Linked DNA regions of Homo sapiens: region 2 is linked to region 1. The links are chromatin contacts, found by Hi-C or POLR2A ChIA-PET in ENCODE. All regions are on one chromosome and are shown on one strand. The core of a region is the stretch at or near the end of the contact, and the rest is flanking DNA. Distances in the headings are between cores, read along the strand shown.

The links. A loop is a pair of places that touch in the nucleus more often than their neighbours do. ChIA-PET counts read pairs that join two places held with the same protein, here RNA polymerase II (POLR2A). Pooled maps may share reads with other maps.
Region 2: a pooled map shows a loop between it and region 1 (10-fold over the local background). The contact joins the promoter of ZNF304 here to the promoter of ZNF132-DT in region 1. A Hi-C loop is called at or near these places in 2 of 37 single-sample maps with no recorded cell type and 11 of 50 pooled maps. POLR2A ChIA-PET finds 5 or more read pairs at or near these places in 1 of 52 experiments (B cell).

Annotation. Positions count from the first base shown.
Region 1 is chr19:58,437,736-58,444,997 of GRCh38, reverse strand. It overlaps ZNF132-DT (ZNF132 divergent transcript), which reads right to left and starts at 4,550. Exons shown (of 1, transcript NR_186311.1): 1 at 497-4,550. It overlaps ZNF132 (zinc finger protein 132), which reads left to right and starts at 4,845. Exons shown (of 3, transcript NM_003433.4): 1 at 4,845-5,239. The coding sequence starts at 5,177. It also overlaps a transcript of ZNF324B not described here and the pseudogene LOC100419848. RefSeq lists enhancers at 3,648-4,157, 4,307-4,436, 4,669-5,179.
Region 2 is chr19:57,345,343-57,352,593 of GRCh38, reverse strand. ZNF304 (zinc finger protein 304) reads right to left here and starts at 1,323. Exons shown (of 3, transcript NM_020657.4): 1 at 897-1,323. The coding sequence starts at 929. RefSeq lists enhancers at 1,021-1,090, 429-1,287, 1,241-1,330, 1,288-2,147.

The DNA of each region.
Region 1 (7,262 bases), core at 3,301-5,800:
GATACAGAGGAGAGTTTTGCAAAATTTTGCTCATGGCTGGACCACACTCCTTGCGCTTATGGGGACTTTCTCTGGGGTGAACATATTGGTGCTCAAAGGAGGTAGAGTTCTGGCTGGAGGATTCCCCATGTTACTATACTTGTAAGGGCCTTTGAAGATGTGCATGTACTCCTGCTTTCTCAGGATGAAGACAAAAGTGAAGGCCTTCCCATGCTCATAATACACTTGCAATTTTTTCCACTGTGAAGTTTTTTGGTAGGAGAAAAGGCTTGCTTCCCCTCAAACACCTTTCCATATGCTGTGTATTTATCAGCTATCTCTTCAGTGTCAGTTCTCTGTAGGTTCTGCAAAATGTGGAGCTGCAGGGCCCTAGTGTCTGGTGACAGGTCAGTACCATGCAGTGAGCGAAGTCCAGGTCTTGAACCATTGACACCTATGCCCATACTCCTCAAATGGAACAAGCCAGTCTCACGGAAGAAGAGGTTTTCAAAAACTATTTAGGTATCTATGTATTTATTTATTTATTTTAGAGATAGGATCTCGTTATGTTGCCCAAGCTGGACTCAAACTCCTGGTCTCAAGCGCTCCTCCTGCCTCAGCATCCCAAGTAGTTGGGACTGTAGTTATGAGCCACCATGTGCAGATAACAACTATTTAAAGATACATTATCCGTTCAAGACACATTAAAGGGAGGCCAATGGTAGAAGACCTGGCCACTGGAGGGGAGGACGGGAGAAGGGGAAAGAGTGAATCTTGGAAGACAGAGAGGAAGCCATCCAGGGAACAGGAGTCAGGGCAAAGTAGGATAGAGTGTCAGAAGAAGGTCAGGAAAATTTTTTTTAAAAGGCACAGCTATACATCCTGGTGCCAGGACAACAGAGGGCACAACTCAGGTACCAGGTGAGCCACCAGGGCACTGCCAACAGCTCTGCCACAGCTGTCTTCCACTCAACAGAACTGGTGCACCATGGGGCCTCTCTGTCCATGGCCTAATTCAAGCCACCCTGTCCACCAGCCAGGTCTCTTCATTTGTTCTAGTTAGGTGATCACATGGCGGGGGTGGTGGCAGTGATCCTATACAGCTCTCATCAAGTGGTTTGTGAGAAGGCAGCCCACGTCAAGGTGATCCACCCCATGACAAATCACCGTAGGTGAAGATCACCTATGCAGGTATATAGCTGGAAAGAACTGAACTTCACAAAGTCAATGCTCAGTGACCCCACAATCAATGACCATGTCAGTGCCCACTGGGACTCACAAGGGACAGCTGGCAGAAAACTCCTACTAGAGTGAGGGAATGTGGCAGAAAGGACAGAAAAGTCACAGATCCTGACAGGGTAACCTAGCCAGGAAACGACCCAGCTGCATGTGATATGCTACACAGGTTTTGAGACTTCCGATTCCAGGTGGGCATTGAGGGGTGAGATTTCCGGCACCGCCATGATGGTCCTCATTTTGTGGCTTGTGGGTTGGGCTACAGGAGGCCTCTAGAGCTGGACAAGGGCGTGGGAGTGGGTGCAGGGACCATCACTGTGGCTTCACAAGGTTGTCAAGATCCCAGGGAAGGTGTGGGGGTTGTTTATGCAGCAGCCAGGGATAAGTAGCAGTGAAAAGTGAAGCCGGCTGGGCTTCTGGGTCCAGTGGGGACTTGGGGAACTTTTCTGTCCGGCTAAAGGACTGCCAACACACCAATCAGCGCTCTGTGTCTAGCTAAAGGTTTGTAAACGCACCAATCAGCACTCTGTAAAAATGCACCAATCAGCGCTCTGTGTCTCCCTAAAGGTTAGTAAACGCACCAATCAGCGCTCTGTGTCTAGCTAATTGGCTGGGGACTTGGAAAACTTTTCTGTCTAGCTAAAGGATTGTAAATGCACCAATCAGCACTCTGTGTCTAGCTATAGGTTTGTAAACTCACCAATCAGCACTCTGTAAAAATGGACCAATCAGTGCTCTGTAAAATGGACCAATCAGTGCTCTGTAAAATGGACCAATCAGTGCTCTGTATAATGGACCAATCAGCAGGATGTGGGCAGGGCCAAATAGAATAAAAGCTGGCCACCCAAGCCAGCAGCGGCAACCCGCGGGTCCTCTTCCATGCTGTAGAAGCTTTATTCTTTTGCTCTTCGCAATAAATCTTGCTGCTGCTCACTCTTTGGGTCCACACTACCTTTATGAGCTATAACACTCACCACAAAGGTCTGCAGCTTCACTCCTGAAGCCAGCGAGACCACAAACCCACTGGGAGGAACAAACAACATTGGACACGCCACCTTTACGAGCTGTAACACTCATTGCAAAGGTCTGCAGCTTCACTCCTGAGGTCAGCGAGACCACGAACCCACCAGGAGGAATGAACAACTCTGGATGTGCCACCTTTAAGAGCTGTAACACTCACTGCGAAGGTCTGCAGCTTCACTCCTGAAGTCAGCAAGACCACGAACCCACCAGAAGGAAAAAACTCCAGACACATCTGAACATCTGAAGGAACAAACTCCGGACACACCATCTTTAAGAACTGTAACAGGGCCGGGCGCGGTGGCTCACGCCTGTAATCCCAGCACTTTGGGAGGCCGAGGCGGGTGGATCATGAGGTCAGGAGATCGAGACCATCCTGGCTAACAAGGTGAAACCCCGTCTCTACTAAAAATACAAAAAAAAAAAATTAGCCGGGTGCGGTGGCGGGCGCCTGTAGTCCCAGCTGCTCGGGAGGCTGAGGCAGGAGAATGGCGTGAACCCGGGAAGCGGAGCTTGCAGTGAGCCGAGATTGCGCCACTGCAGTCCGCAGTCCGGCCTGGGCGACAGAGCGAGACTCCGTCTCAAAAAAAAAAAAAAAAAAGAACTGTAACACTCAACACGAGGGTCCGCGGCTTTATTCTTGAAGTCAGCGAGACCAAGAACCCAGAGGAAGGAAACAATTCCGGACACAGCAGGACACTGGCCAGTGCCAGGGCCAGCAGCACCTCCCAGAGGGAACAATGGAAAGGCGGAGGAAAACCTAGATTTCATGTGTAGGGGAAAGAGGAGACACAGTAGCCTTACCTAGTGGGCACTGGAGTACAAAGCTCTGTAGTATCATGTCACTGTAGAAGCCCCCTTGGACCTCACTAAGGAGCCCCACATTCTTGGAAGATGTACTGACCCTGTCCTCAAAGGTCATTAAGCCCTGCAACACCAAGCCAATGGGCAGACAGATGTGATCTAAGCACTGAGCGTGAGCCCTAGCCACTGGTCCTCCAACCTAAAACCCTCCTTCCCAAATCCTATCCTCAGGCCGTTCACTGGGCCAGGCCACCAACATAATGCAGTCTGGACGTCCTGAAGCCACACCAGAATTCTATATATCCAGAGGCCCATTTGACACCTCCACTCACAGGTCTCCAGACAATTCAGACTCTATACCTACAAAATCCATCGCTAATCTTCCATGAAACATCCTCCTCCTGCCAACTGCCAACCTCTATTCTCCACAGGAGGCATCCTAATTCTTCCTAACTACTTGGGATGGTCCTTCACCCCTACTCATGCTTATTCCACTTATCTAAGGTAGCAAAAAATTCCATTAGCTCTATCTTGAAGATCCACTGGGAATCTGATCACTTCTCCCATCCTTCTTGCTTCCGTTCTGGACAGGCCACTATCATAACTGTCTGGAACAATACTGCAATAACCTCCCCCACAGTCTCCCTGCTTCCAGCCCCACTACAACCACCTTCTCCAGTAGTGTGTTCATTCAGCAACCACTGAAATACTTTCCAAATTCTAACTCAGGTCATGTCCATCCCTTTTCTGTTCAACACCTTTCATGGCTCCCAGGCGCCCTCGGTGTGCCAGGAGAGGCAGGACTCCTCTTACGCTCTCCACTCGCTGCCAAGGGGGCATGAGAGCCTGCCTGAACGCTCAGGTCAGGGTCAAGTCCAAGTCTTCGCATATGCAGATCCCTCCTCCTGTACCCTCCACGTCTCAACAAACTGGATTCTGAAATGGTGACCCCCAACCTGTGAACGCTCCACACTGTTCAGTGGGGCCCGCAGAGGACCTGGGGCAGATACTTCTCAATCGGAGACTTAGGACAATGGTGCTGAGTCCAGCGGAGTGGGTGCCAGGAGACCTTTGGCGCACGTTCCATGCCTACAGCCGGGCGCACACTGGGTCAAGACCTCCCAATGCGTAGCTTTTCTTGGCCTCGGCCTCGCGCTCCCTAAAGCCAACATAACGCCAAGGGCGACGACTCCCGAGAGCCGCGGACACCTCCGCGCGGTGCAACCTGAGGGTCCCACTGGGCCGGCTTTATCTAAGGCACAGGGTGGGGAAGGGGGGTGCGGTGTTGTGGGGGGCGAACACTGGGCTCAGGGGCGATATTCGCCGCGGTGGGGGCGCTTGTATGTCAAGAAGGCGGAACTTCCCCGACTCTCGTGCCTTCCTCGCTCCTGTTTCCATGGGCCCAGGGAGCCTCCAAGATTCCGTCCCTCGCCTGACAACGCGGTCCCTTCAGAAGCAGACAAAATCGAGAAATGCCAAAGTGATGGTCCGAGGACGACGACGGAAGTCCCGCTGCCAGGCTGTGATTGGCCAGCGTCTTACACTCCGCCCGGAAGTGCCTGTCTCCTCGGCTGCCAATGGCCAGCCCTGAGGCACCGCGAGGGTCCTTCTGGATAATGTAGTTTGCGTTGCCTGAGCAGCGACGCAATAAACGCCATTCCTCAATCACCTTGGCAACGACCTAGCAGTAGCGTGACGGGCATAGGGAAATAGCGTCATAGACGGCGGGGATCCTTGAGCCAATGAAAGCTCGGACCAGTGGCAAGTCCGAGCTGTCATTGAGAGGCGGGACTTCCGGCGCCGCCATTGCGGTCCTCATTTTGCTGCTGGTGGGTTGGGCTACAGCAGGCCTCTGGAGCCACACCAGGGCACGGGAGTGGGTGCAGGGACCGTCACCGCGCCTTCACACGCACCATAGTGCCCGGCTAATTACTCTGCTTTTATGAGCCAAGGTGTTCCCGAAAGTGGAGCCAGCGCCACGCGTCTCCAGGGTCTCCATACCCAGCCTTCGTCCCTGCGGTGCCCAGAGGCCTTGCGCGCATTTTGCATTTGGGAAGACAGGTCCTGAGTGCGACCGTCACCCAGCGGAAGTGTGAGGGTTCGGCCCAGCGGCAGGGCTAGCCCTGGGCCTCCTGTTATGGCCCTGCCCAGCCCACAGGTTCTAATGGGGTTGCCAGCGTTGCTGATGGGCCCGGCGCAGGTAAGTGGAGTGTGCCCCAGGCCCTCACCCGCTGGGATTCCGGCCCTCAGGATCCTGAAGCCCAGATAGAGGGGATGTTGGTGTCCTGGGACTCTTGATCGTGTCCTGTCCTCACACGTGGGTCCTGGGCCCTGCCCTGGGAGTCACTTACCCTTACCATCCTGAATCCAGGCAAGGGGTTATATCGAGGGATTCCCATTTCTGGAATCCTGTGGAATGAGATCTGGAAGGCTGTCCCAGGGACAGTGACCAGCATGTGTACCTTGTTTAGTGGTGATGAAATGGAAGCATTCTGGGGACTGCCGGTCTCCATTTAGTCTGGTGGAAACAGGGAAGGGAAACCAATAGTTAGGCCTGGAATGGCAGCCTGAGGAGCTGGACCTCTATTCTGATGGTGGTGGGAGCCATGGAAGGTTTGGAGTAGAGGAAGTAGGTGCTCTGACTCCAGTCTTAACAGACGCCCTATGGATGCCTAGTGGGCAGCAGACTGGAGGGATGGTGATGGTGGAGCAGGAAGGCCAGTGAGGAGCTGACAGATGTGGTCCAGATGTGTGCTTTGGGTAGCTGGACAGAGGGGTGCCCGTGGAGGTAGGACAGATGGTTGGCTTCTGAATCTGCCCAAACTGGGCCATGGATTACCTGATGTGGGACAGTGAAAGAAAGTGAAATGTTAAGATTGACCTAAGGCTGAGTGCAGTGGCTCACACTTGTAATCCCAGCACTTTGGGAGGCCAAGGCGGCCAGATCACTTGAGGTCAGGAGTTCAAGACCAGCCTGGCCAACGTGGCGAAACCCCACCTCTACTAAAAATACAGAAAAATTAGCCAGGACATGGTAGTGTGCACCTGTAATCCCAGCAACTTGGGAAACTGAGGCAGAAGAACTGTTTGAATCTGGGAGATGGAGGTTGCATTGAGCTGAGATCGTGCCACTGCGCTCCAGCCTGAGTGACAGAGCGAGACTCTGTCTTAAAAAAAAAAAAAAATTGCCGGGCGTGGTGGCTCACGCCTGTAATCCCAGCACTTTGGGAGGCCGAGGCAGGTGGATCACTAGGTCAGGAGATTGAGACCATCCTGGCTAACACGGTGAAACCCCATCTCTACTAAAAATACAAAAAATTAGTCAGGCGTGGTGGTGGGTGCCTGTAGTCCCAGCTACTCGGGAGGCTGAGGCAGGAGAATGGCTTGAACCCGGGAGGCGGAGCTTGCAGTGAGCCAAGATCGCGCCACTGCACTCCAACCTGGGTGACAGAGCGAGACTCTGTCTCAAAAAAAAAAAAAAAAAAATTGACCTTAGATCTTTCAGATGTGGAAGTTGGTGTGAGGAGTAGATTTCAGGGGGAAGATAAAGAGTTGGATTTTGGCCATGTTGTATTTGAGATGTCCCAGACACTACCAAATTGAGGTGCCAAGTAGACCACTAAACATGTGATTATGAAATTATGTCGGGTTTAGGCTGGAAACATCCAAGGGATGGATGCTTGTGTGTGGACACTGCATGCAGTTGTGGGTTGGGTTCAAGATAGTGGCTGAGCCTCCTGAGCAGAGAGTAGGTCTAGGACAACAGTGAAGCATAGCGGCAAAAGTAGGATGAGAGTTGGGCTTTGGTTTAGGTTGATTTGCTTCTCTACAGCTCACTACATTGTTGCGGCCATCCTTCTTGTGGTCAGGGCATGTTATCTCTTCTTAAATAGGGTCCTGGGGTTTTTGTCAGGCTGGTGGAGTGGCAAGATCAGAAAGGGTCAGCCTAAGCTGAGTCCCCAAGCCAAGGTGGGGGCCAGTGGATCTTGGATTTGAGTGTTAGGAAGAGCAAGGACAGCTATGACTGGGGAGGAGACAACACATACAAAGGCAAAGATATCAGAGGGAAGAGATATTTGAGATCTGCTTATGGTTCTGGGCAGCTGATGGTTGAAGGAACAGGGCTGGCAGGGGAGGCATTGACTTGAGGGGCTATGACTGCCTCTTGCAGTGGGGTTTTTGGAGCTCTGTAGCTGGCTTGGACCAGGAATGGATCCCGGTTG
Region 2 (7,251 bases), core at 74-2,573, 1.1 Mb after region 1:
TCTCCCACGACTTTTACCACACTCAAGACACCTCGGCCAGCCATTCCTGCCTAACTCCTTCCTCTGATACCTGTTTCCAACAAAGGTAATTAAGACCTGAGATTCCCTGAGCGCTCCAAACTCAATCCTACAAGCATTTGAGCGTACCTGTTCCTAGGTCTGATATACTTTTGCAGTACTCATCCCATTGGTCGCCAGGTGGGGACTTCTCCACATAACTCCATACAACTCATGGCCTGGATTCAGGACACTAAACTAGAAATGACCTCCATTCACTGCCCCCTGTCTCAAGTGAAGACAGTCATGTGAAGAATCCCAGGATATCATCACTATGTCTCATCAGAGAATCTGGTCAGCCTTCCTTATAAAATACATACAAAACCCAAAACCCATACATTCTCTAACCTCTGCTGCCACCACTCTGGCCCAGACCATCAACGCTCACCTGGACTATTTCAGTAGACTTCATCTTGATCTCCCCGTCTACCCTATAATCCCTAGTCTACCCACTCTGCAGCCAGAGGGAGCCTTTTAAGAACTGCGTCAGAGGACCTCCCTTCTCTGTACCAAACCTTGCATGACTCCCAGCACCCTCAGAAGAGAGGACCAGCTCCTCGGGCGGCCATTCCAGGCCTACCTCTGACCCCCTAGTCCCTGTTCTCACCAGGCACAGAGAGTTCCCGGAACTCCCCAAACTCATTCTCCTCTCCATGCATGCATTTGTACGAACTGCCCCTGCGCCTTCGAGTCCGTTCCACACCTTATGCCACTGATGAGGGGAGCGGAACCCCTCCACATAATGCGACGGAGTGAGCACCCTGAAGTGCGCGATGAGAGCGAACATCCCAGGACACACCAACCAGGCCGGGGTGCGCTTGAGGGATGCCCCCACTCACCTGAACCCGGTCCATCAGCACCGCCGCTGCCATGAGAAGCGGATGAACAGTCTGTGCCCTGTGGGCTCAGCCGAAACCCCACGCCTCCACCGCGCTGGACGCCCTCGGGCTGAGTGTAGCACTCCAAGTCTCAATCTACCCGGTGTAAAAACGCTCACAAGACTAAGGCGGCTGCTTCTGGGGGAGACAAGGACAAGAGGACGTGTGTGGAGGCCTCGGTAAGAGCCCAGCCCCGGCAGACACCTCCGCGAGAGGCCGCCCGTCCCACGACAGGGGTCATGGATTGTAACAAAAGCGCGAAGGAAGGTCCTGCAGTCTTCACTGTCTTTCTTTGCTAGGTTCCACGAGAGCCGCGTAGAAAGCCGACCCGATCTCTAGAACTCAGCCTTCACAACCAGAATGCACGGACCGGGCATAGGAAAAATACGTCACGACGGCGACGCCAGAAGTCTCGCCCCTGCAGCCCAGAGCAGCAGGAAACGCCCAGTTTCTGGGCTGTCATTGGCTGCACGCCGGCTAACAATGAGCTGGGCACAGATTTCTGGGTAACGTAGTTTGTACCCTGCATCCAACCAGGCAACGAGCGCCTTTCGGGTTCTCCCGGATGTCTGCCAAGAGGCGTCGTGCAGGGAGGGGGAGAAAAGACTGGGAAAACGATATCTCGGAGGCCACAGCTGCTTTTAAAGGGTATGCACCCTGATTTCCATGGCCACCTGGGACAATGCCACGCCACTGAAGTCGCCAGCAAGGGACCCATTCTTCAATCCTGCTTCTGAGGCCCTGGGAAACCTGCTTCACCTCTCTCAGATTTGGGGATTGAAACGTATTAATAAATTGAACGTTGTCTGTATTTCGTTTGTGGGCCTTTTTGTAAAACATTGAATGTCCTTCTAATTTTTCTAACATATAAAGAAAAGAGATGTAATTAGCTACCTTTCTGCTGGCTGTACAGGAAGCATGGTGCCCGTATCTGCTTCTGGTGAGGCCACAGGGAACTTTTATTCATGGCGAAAAGTGAAGGAGGAACTTACATGTAACATGACGAAAACATGAGCCTCTTCTAATTCATTGCTTCCCAATTTGATATGTAGTTTTACAGCATCAGCTTCACTATGAACTTAAAAAACCTGTGAATTCTTGGACCCAACCTATACCTTCTGATAAACTCTGGGGATGGGACCCTAGCTGAAGTTCAAGAACTGGAGGTCTTTTAAAGTCATTAGCCAAAAACAAAACAAAACAAAAACAAACAAAAAAAAATCAGTAAGATGAAAAACACTACAACCAACCTCATTAGGAATATGGGAAGTGAGGTAAAAAGTACTTAACACCAGGCCTGGCACATCGTGCTAAATACATACAAGCTGTTATCAGTCTTCCTCAACACAAGGTTCTCACATACACTGCTTTAGGAAGATAAATCAAAGATCCACCTTTTCAGGATCAGTGTGATTTTGAAAAAAAAAGAAAAAAGTACAATTATTCCCTCACTCATCAAATAGCATCATAGATAATAGTTATAATTTTTTTTTGAGACAGAGTTTCACTCTTGTTGCCCAGGCTTAAGTGCAATGGCACGATCTCAGCTCACTGCAACCTCTCCCTCCCAGGTTCAAGCGATTCTCCTGCCTCGGCCTCCCGAGTAGCTGGGATTACAAGCATCCGCCACCATGCCCGGCTAATTTTGTATTTTTAGTAGAGATGGGGTTTCTCCGTGTTGGTCAGGCTGGTCTCGAACTCCTGACCTCAGGTGATCCAACTGCCTCAGTCTTCCAAAGTGCTGGGATTACAGGTGGGAGCCCCTAATGGTTATAATTTTTGCACAAAAGCACACCAATATATCAATAGACTCATTTAATTGAAAAAAATCACATGCAAGAGGGTTTCATAAACTACAGGTAGGTCTATCGTCCAGAAGACACATTCTTATAGGCTGTATGATTCAAAACACAGAACTATCAAGACTAATTGCTCTTCATAATTTTTAACTCCACTGTCCACTTAAGAGTCACTGTAGTTAAAATTTTATAACCTGGTTTATTTTATGAGATGACATAGAAATAATTCATATCTTTGAGAAAAAATATATATACACACATACACACAGCATTTATATATATATACACATGTAGTTTATATACACACATACATAATTATATATATGTATAATATAAATTATCTGTCTCCACTCAAAGCCAATATAAATTTAGGTGTCAGGAACACATGGAATAACATACGGAGTCAGTTACAGATATAACTGCCAGCAGATTTCTATGCACGACAAATGCACTGGCTAAGAAAAACTGAAATAAGACTATTTGAAGCCCAAAATGAGAAATTTAATGGATAAAAATAACTGGCATAAAATAACACTTTTAAGATCCTTCTTAAGGTTGAAGGAAAGTGATCCCAGGTGATGGTCTGTGATGATAGAAGAAATGAGGATCTGAGAGAGGAGTGCATCTATGGATTAATGAGACCACTCATTATCTGTATAAAATATTAATACTGTTGGGCGCGGTGGCTCACGCCTGTAATCTCAGCACTTTGGGAGGCCAAGGCAGGCGGATCACGAGCTCAGGAGTTCGAGACCAGCCTGTCCAACATGGTGAAACCCTGTTTCTACTAAAAATACAAAAATTAGCCAGGCGTGGTGGTGGGCGCCTGTAATCCCAGCTACTCAGAAGGCTGAGGCAGGAGAATCACTTGAACCCGGGAAGCGGAGGTTGCAGTGAGCCAAGACTGTGCCACTGCACTCCAGCCTAGGCAACAGAGTGAGACTGCATCTCAAAATAAATAAATAAATAAAAATTAAAATAAAAAATAAAATAAAATATTAATACTTCTGGAAACAGAATGGTGGAATTACCATGCATATCCTCAATAGTATATAAACTCATATGGGCAAATTAACTAACATATAAGTTTCTTATATTTCTTGAGGAGAGCAAATACATTAACTCTATAATGTATTAAATAACTGTTTTAAAGCTTAAACATTAACTGAATCAGAGTATATATCTTACAAATTTAAAGAAAATGTAAATGTAAAGAAAACATTACAAAAAATAAAGTACACACAATAAGTAAGGCAAAGAAAAGCACACACACAACCAGAGGATGTATATAAACCCAAATATATCAGCTATCTCATGAAATGAGTATGGAATAAATTCTTAAATTAGCACTTAGTAAGTTTTGATGTGTTAAAAATTTCCAAAAGGCCAGGCACAGAGGCTCATGCCTATAATTCCTGCAATGTGGGAGGCTGAAGCAAGAGAACTGCTTGAGGTCAGGAATTCTATTAATAGATCAGCCTGAGCCACGTAACAAGGCCCCATCTCTACCAAAAAAAAAAAAAAAAAAAAAAAAAAAGTAATAGCAGGGTGTGGTGGCACAAGCCTGTAATCCCAGCTACTCAGGAGGCTGAGCCAGGATGATGACTTGAGCCAAGGCTGCACAGAGTTCTGATGGTGTCACAGCACTCCGGCCTGGGAGAGACAGTAAGACCGTCTCTCATAAAGAACAAAAACAAAAAACAGTAGTATGGGTACAAGAAACACTTGTAGAGTATAATATTAGAAAACTATATGAAACAGCTTTGGGAAAAATATATTTAATACAACAAAGAATTAACACATGAAAATGAAAATTTATATCAGAAAATATCAGTATTAAAGAAACGATCACTGGCCAAGTGCAGTGGCTCATGCCTGTAATCCCAGCACTTTGGCAGGTCAAGGCAGGTGAATCAGGAGTTCAAGACCAGCCTGGCCAACATGGTGAAACCCCGTCTCTACTAAAAATACAAAATTAGCTGGGCGTGGTGGCGGGCACCTGTAGTCCCAGCTACTCAGGAGGCTGAGGTGAGAGAATCGCTTGAACCCGGCAGGCGGAGGTTGCAGTGAGCCGAGAGATCACGCCATAGCACTCCAGCCTGGGCGACAAGAGCTAAACTCCATCTCAAAAACAAAAAAAAAAAGAAAGAAAGAAAGAAAGAAAACAAAAAAAGAAAGAAATGATCACCAAGAAATTATATTTTGAACTCTATGTAATGTATAATGCTGACTTGTATTACATAAAGCAACAATTTGTAAAAGGATAAAGACATAAATCTATGAATATGCTGAGCATTTTTATGTCCATTATCTCAGCAATTAGTAGAAACAATATAAAATTGTTAAAGTTCTAGTGAATTCTCATGCCAAGATTGATAATTCTGGTCTAATAAATACAAATATGGGGTGCTTATATTTAGTACAACTGAATATTTACAGAACTATCAATATAGATGACTGAAAACTATCTTCAATTCACATAGAGTGAAATAAGACACATGATGCTATCAAGATATGAATCAATAAAAGAGATACATGGAAAATATGAAAAGAAGTAAATATACTCTGTGGGAGGCTAAGCCTCAGCAGGATCTTTGGCATTTATCAAAACATAAAATACAATAACACCCTAACTCAGCAGCTAGCCTCATAGGTATGATTAAAGATTTTACATGAAAGCACACATTTGGGTTATTTCTTCAACAGTTCAGAAAAAGTGTGCCTAAAACCATAGGTAGGCATGCTGCTCAAGAGACTCGTTATTACAGGCCACAAGATTCAAATTTTTGGACTGTAGTCCCAGTTATTCGGGAGGCTGAGACAGGAGAATGGCTTGAGTCTAGGAGTTCAAAGCTGCTATGTGCTATGATCCCGCCACTGTACTCTAGCCCGAGCAACAGAGCGAGACCCTGTCTCTAAAACTAAAATTTTAAAAAGAAGATTCTAATTTTGGAAATAGCAGGACTAATTGCTCTCAGACCTAAGTGGAGAGTAGAATTCATCCCGTTTCAAGTTTGTGACTTTAGAGGACACTTCCTTATTCATCTTTCATTCACAGTAACCGAAACCTGCCTCTCTACCTCTCGTTCTCCCTTCTGGCACTCAAGGCAGGTAGATCCAATCACAAACTTGATTATGAGAGGGTCCTGCCTGAAACTAAGAGACATAAGTCAGGTCCTGTCCTCATCAAAACATCACCAGCTGGGCGTGGCGGCTCACGCCTGTAATCCCAGCACTTTGGGAGGCCGAGGCGGGCAGATCACCTGAGGTTGGGAGTTCAAGACCAGCCTGACCAACATGGAGAAACCCCGTGTCTAGAAATACAAAATTAGCCAGGCCTGGTGGCATATGCCTGTAACCCAAGCTAGTCGGGAAGCTGAGGCGGGAGAATTGCTTGGACCCGGGAGGCGGAGGTTTCGTTGAGCGGAGATCGCACCATTGCACTCCAGCCTGGGCAATAAGAACGAAACTCCATCTCCAAAAACAAAAACAAAACACAAAAAAACCACCATCACCGCTGAGTACAGTGGCTCATGCCTGTAATCCCAGCACTTTGAGAGGCCGAGGTGGGTGGATCACTTGAGGTCAGGAGTTCAAGACCAGCCTGGCCAACATGGTGAAACCCCGTCTCTACTAAAAATACAAAAATTAGCAGGGCATGGTGTTGGGTGCCTGTAATCCCAGCTACTTGGGAGGCTGAGGCAGGAGAATCGCTTGAACCTGGGAGGTGGAAGTTGCAGTGAGCCGAGATTCTGCCATTGCATTCCAGCCTGGGCGACAAGAGCAAAACTCTGTCTCAAAAGCAAAACAAAAGCAAAAACAAAAACAAAACAAAACAAAACACCACCGCCATCAAATTTTGTTTCTGTAGCACAGGAAGACTATAGTCACAATATAAATTGTCTCCACTCACATCCAGTATATAGTGACTCATGGATGTAGTGGAAGGATACAGTGAAGTTACTGAAGAAATAAGTGCAAACCTAGATTTCTATTCACAACAATAGTGTTTTTCAAGAAGCAGTATAAAATAAGACCATATGAGGTAAAAAATGAAAATTTTAGTTAAAAAGGTAACCCAAAAGGTTATATTTAAGGCAAAAAAAAAGTGATTCCAGGTGAGAGATCTGCGTGATATAAGGAATGCATCTGCGGATCAATACAATTATTCATTATCTGTATAAAACATGAACAATATCCCCTTGTTGAGTAGAACAATAGAATTAACGATGCCTCAATACCACTACATGATAACATGCCTTATATTATCCAAGAGGAGGGTAAAGGTATTAATAACTCTATACCCTGATGTGTTAAATACATGTGTTATAATTTTCAGCTTAAAGACTAACAAAATGAGTATATACATTCCAAACTAAAAGGAAAATTAAGAATATTAATAATCTATACATGTTTTTAAAAGAAAGCACAAGAAACAAAACTGAAGAAAAGATAAGCACAAAATAAGAAGATGCATTTAAGCCCAAATATATTAGCTATCACAAGAAAAGAACATG